Linked DNA regions of Homo sapiens: region 1 is linked to region 2. A link is a loop called in an ENCODE intact Hi-C map of the cell type or tissue named here. Cell type or tissue: HepG2. All regions are shown on one strand.

Region 1 (2,500 bases), 86 kb before region 2:
TAGTGGTATGTGCCTGTAGTCCCAGCTACTCAGGAGGCTGAGGCAGAAGGATCACTTGCGCCCAGGGGTTTGAGGCTGCAGTGAGCTGTGGTCATGCCACTGCCCTCCAGCTTGGGTGACAGAGTGAGACCCAGTTTCAGGGAAATAAAAAGGGAGGGAGGTATGTAAAGAAGAACAGTAATCAGTAATCAGTAAACAGTAATCAGGGCCGGGCGCAGGCTCACGCCTGTAATCCCAGCACTTTGGGAGGCTGAGGCGGGCGGATCACAAGGTCAGGAGATCAAGACCATCCTGGCTAACATGGTGAAACCCCGTCTCTGCCAAAAATACAAAAAAATTAGCCAGGCGTGGTGGCGGGTGCCTGTAGTCCCAGCTACTCAGGAGGCTGAGGCAGGAGAATGGTGTGAATCTGGGAGGCGGAGCTTGCAGTGAGCCGAGATTGTGCCACTGCACTCCAGCATGGGTGATAGAGCAAGACTCCATCTCAGAAAAAAAAAAAAAAAAAAAGAACAGTAATCAAGTGAGACAATATTCCCCCATATTGGCTCCATGATAACGTTTATGTGCATCAGGTGGGGGCCAGGAAACAAGATCGACCACGACAATGATAATAATAGTGATAGGAGCAAGGATATTCAGCAGCGTGAACTCAGCAGGTGTGGACCCTCTTCCGGGAACACGTGCATCTCCCTTACCTGAGCCTGGAGTCAGCAGCCCTCCCAGTCACTGCCCCCAAATGCAGCTCCCATGCCCTCCTGGGGCTTGTGTGCTCAGGTAGGCCCTTCATTCTCGTTCCCCGGGACTAGATGGGGGTGCAGCCTGTGGGGGGAGCCCCATCTCCACGCTGTGCACTCTGAGGCTCCGTTTGCTGTGTGTCTTGCAGAGCTGGGCATCCTCACCCTATAGAGAGTGAGGGGCTCAGGAGTCCCAGGAGCAGCGGGCAGTATGACTAGCAGCCCGTGTGGCCGGCCACTGCTCGGGGCCAGCAGCATCGTAAGTGTGTGTGCATGCACAGGGCTCACTCTCAGCATGGTAGCCACGGAGCCCGGGGCTCAGGCTGGTCTCTGCTCTGCTCAGGGACAGTGTGGTGGGCACCTGCACAGGCAGCCAGGCAGGCGCAGAGGGGTAGAGCCCATGCTTGGCCACTAGGGGCCAGTGCAGCCCTGAGATGGGCCCAGCAGGCACAGGCAGTGTGGGTGAGCATGGGGCGAGGGCATGGCCACAGGACCTTGTTGTTCCTGCCCACCCGGGCTCCCCAGGGAGATGCAAGAGCAGTTTTGGACACAAGACCTCAGCCCATTGCCCTGAGCCCACAGCATTTCCAGGCAGGCTGGAGATTTGTCTCTGGCTTTTGTGCGTGCCGGCTAAACTTCCTGGAGCTTTCCAGAACCTTCTTGGGGCTAAAGCCTCCCTGGAGCAGGTCGTTCAGGTGCTGGCATCTCAGGGAGCACCTGAGGGCGCCGAGCTCCCAGGAGGAGGCTTCACGAGGCGGCCTGGGTAGCCGTACGCGACAGCCCACGGGCAAGAAATCCCAGCTTTTATATTAGACAAGTTCTGGCAACTTCCAAGCAGGAAAACATGTTTTCTTTGTAGTCATAAAGTTATCCTGGCCTTCCAGGGAAGCGCTAGTACATAAGACGTGCTTGATTAGGATCTAAATTCTCTGTAGCCCCTTGCCTCTATTAACTCTATGTTGAGGCTTCATTTTTGTTCCGTGTTCTAACTTTCACAATTTTCCATGTGTCAAACCCCACCAACTGTAAGGCATCGAGAGGAGGCAGAGGGGTGCAATGGGCCTGCTCCCAAGATGTTTCCCCCTGAATTCCAAAAATAGGGCAAAGTGGACAAAGTGGAGCTTGGCCTGGGCTCACTCGGCTTTTGCCTATGAGTGATTTCTTGTGGCTCCTTGCTGTTTACCAACTGGCCCAGGAATTTACTGTGTAAGGAACAGATTCCAGAAGTCATGTAGCTTCTGGTTGCGGCCCCTGGCAAAACGCATTTTCAAGTGCTTTCTACAGCACGTACAACACTAGAAATCCATCGTGTCTGCCTTTTTTTTTTCTAAATTCTATTTTTGTTTTAAAAAATGCTCACTTCCCGTGAAACACCTCCGGGCAAGTGCAAAATACAAACATCAATTACAATCCATTGAGCCCCTGAGAAAGGCCGCAAGCAGCGATTCTAGGCACAGAAAACTGGTCAGTGGCTCTCAGGGTGACAGGTGCAAGAATGACCCAGGGTGCTGTTACTGAACTCCAAGCCCCCTCCCCGCCCTGAGAGTCATGAGTGGGCCACTGACCCCAGAGATGGTGGGCACATAGGGGCCGGGGAGGAGAGACCCTGCTCCAAGCCAATTCCAAAGGGGAAGGATATGAGCCGGGCAGTGACCTGTGGGAGCCGCAGACTCGGGCAGTGGACAAGCCCACCACATAGGTCACTGCCCTTTACAAAAAGCCCCACATATATCCCTTCTGCTCTCCAGGAATCAGCTCCACTTTCT
Region 2 (2,500 bases):
CAGCCCTCACCCCCATGGTGGTGTTTGCTTGTCATTGTCACCTTCCTCCCTCTGCACTAGATGCAGACAGCAGCGTCCTCCGCCCAACAGAACATGCCCGCGGGTCTGCAGCAGGCACCGTGTGCAAATGAGACAAGGGCTGGCCATCCCGCCCCTCCACGTAGGCCAGAGATAATGCCCTCGGGGCCTGAAACTCATTCTGTGTTGTGGTCAGAGTGCTGCCTGTGCTGCCTCTGGTGCTGAGCTAGGAGGAACCGGACCCTCCAATCACGTACACTTCCCTTCCCTGTCTCCTCTGCCCCTTCCTAGGGGACGCCGAGGTATGTCTGACTCTGTCCTGCCCCTGTGAGCACTGGCTAAGCTCCCATGTGGGTCCGCCCTCGTGCTCATCACAGCTGTGAGCGGGAGTGTGGGCTCCAGGCCTCTGGGCATTCCCGGGAAGCCTTCCTCATCTCTGTCCGCGCTGTGAGCGGGTGATTTGTCATCACGGTAGCGTCTTCGTCTTCCCATGGGGCGCATTCCTGAGTGGCAGCTCTGATATCACAGGAAAGGCGGGTTTTTCTGCAAGGCTGAACATCTTGGAGGGGGACGGCAACAAGTCACTTTCACTCACCTCATGTCTGGGTAGAGGCAGACCTGGGTGCCCCTCCTGTGTGCGCCAGTGGGCCGGGGCTGCTTTGTTAGGGTTGAGTTTATTCTTGATCACCTGCTTTTAGGACCCCAGGGGCTGCGAGAATAATCTTTTTCCCCGCCCCCGAGATGAGTCTTGCTCTGTTGCCCGGGCTGGAGTGCAGTGGCACAACCTTGGCTCACTGCAGCCTCTGCCTCCTGAGTTCAAGTAATTCTCCGGCCTCAGCCTCCCGAGTAGCTGGGATTACAGGCATGCACCACCACTCTTGGTTAATTTTTGTGTTTTTAGTAGAGACAGGGTTTTACCATGTTGGCCAAGCTGTTCTCGAACTCCTGACCTTCTGATCCTCCCGCCTCGGCCTCCCAAAGTGCTGTGGGCCCTGTACGTCCACGCCACGTGGACTTCGGGAGTGTCGGGTGCTCCCTAGCTGGGGCCTTAGCTTGGTTTGGGAATCAGGAACCGAGTAGGTGAGTAGCCACTTGGGAGCGCTTCAGTGCTGCTGGCTTTGAGCTTTGTACCAACTCCCTAGGCTGGGACAATAGCAATTGTCCTGTATGAGCCCCCCACCCCCCGCCCCAGGTCATGGTCCCCAACTGTCCCTGCGAGGGCCTCCTGGGGCCAAGGACAATCTGTGTAGGTTCAAGGACAGAGAAACTTCTGGTGTAAAAACATAATCACCTGTGTGCTCATGGGAAAATCTTAAAAATAAATTCTAGCCCTTCTGCGATTCTGTTGTAAAATGTGTACGTCACTCCAGCTGTGAGTTTTATTTTGGGTTCTCTTTTTTTTTTTTTTTTTTTTTTTTTTAGACAGAGTCTCGCTCTGTCGCCCAGGCTGAAGTGCAGCGGCACAATCTCGGCTCACTGCAAGCTCTGCCTCCCAGGTTCACGCCATTCTCCTGCCTCAGCCTCCCGAGTAGCTGGGACTACAGGTGCCCACCACCACGCCTGGCTAACTTTTTGTATTTTTTTTTAGTAGAGACGGGGTGTCACCTTGTTAACCATGACGGTCTCGATCTCCTGACCTCGTGATCTGCCCGCCTTGGCCTCCCAAAGTGCTGGGATTACAGGCGTGAGCCACCGTGCCCGGCCTATTTTGGGTTCTCTTATCAGAGTCATGGGCTTTCCATCTTCATGTGATCTGCTGACGCACTCATCCCTCCCAGCCTGCAAGTTCTGCACTTTCAGATAAGGTCCTCATTCATGGCGAGCTGTGCCATCACCCTGCGGAGTGACGTCTGCTTAGCGCAGGGTTGCACGTGGGCCAGTGCTCGCTGTGGCTTCCAGGATTAAAGCTTCACTTCCAAGTATTCCTAGTAAAGTCGCAGTTAGTCCTTAAACTTGAGCGTTAATTATCATTCAAAATAAAACTCATTACATAACCTGTAATTAAAATCTCAAATAAAGCAGTAACAGAATCCTTTCTTGGGAAAACGTGCTTTTCAGATAATTCAGGATTACTTCAAGTTTTTCTCTCCTTGGTGCTTCTCAAGTCTTTTGCATTTGGCTTTTTGTACAGAGTCCAGGTTTTGAGATTTGCCATGTCCCTGGTACGTAGCTGTAAAGCTGGGGCATTATTTCATTTCTGGATAACTGTTTTCTATAAAAATCTTGCCGGGGGATCAGGGTGTGGGTCAATGTAGCCAGATATCTCCTGTTCTCCACTCAATTTCTTTCCCCAAAGCTGGGGCTTTTGATAAACAGAATTAGCGTCCTGTGCGGCGTGTGCAGGCACAGCCCACCAGCACTGGAGCCCAGCACGGTCCTCACACCCTGCAGTCCTCCTCCGGCTTCCGTGAGCTTCCTGGGGCTGCTGTAACCGATCGGCACAAACTGAGTGGCTGAAGACGACAGAAATCTGTTGTCTCAA

Evidence for each region. Peaks named below come from ENCODE experiments on the same cell type or tissue, not always from the same donor. Only the 100,000 strongest peaks of a DNase experiment are listed, where the experiment ranks them.
Region 1: it touches region 2 in a loop (2.5-fold over the local background); 7 of 110 quality-filtered maps call a loop at or near these places.

The regions. Positions count from the first base shown.
Region 1 is chr22:46,541,130-46,543,629 of GRCh38, reverse strand. LINC02925 (long intergenic non-protein coding RNA 2925) reads right to left here and starts at 2,135. Exons shown (of 2, transcript NR_186692.1): 1 at 696-2,135. In HepG2, a CTCF peak has its summit at 1,153 (motif pointing right); a DNase peak (open chromatin) is centred at 1,139.
Region 2 is chr22:46,455,600-46,458,099 of GRCh38, reverse strand. All of the region lies in intron 2 of CELSR1 (cadherin EGF LAG seven-pass G-type receptor 1), which reads left to right. Among named protein-coding and RNA genes, the nearest start is that of CELSR1, 81 kb to the left of the region's middle. RefSeq lists an enhancer at 2,068-2,500. In HepG2, a CTCF peak has its summit at 1,103; no DNase peak of the experiment used is centred here.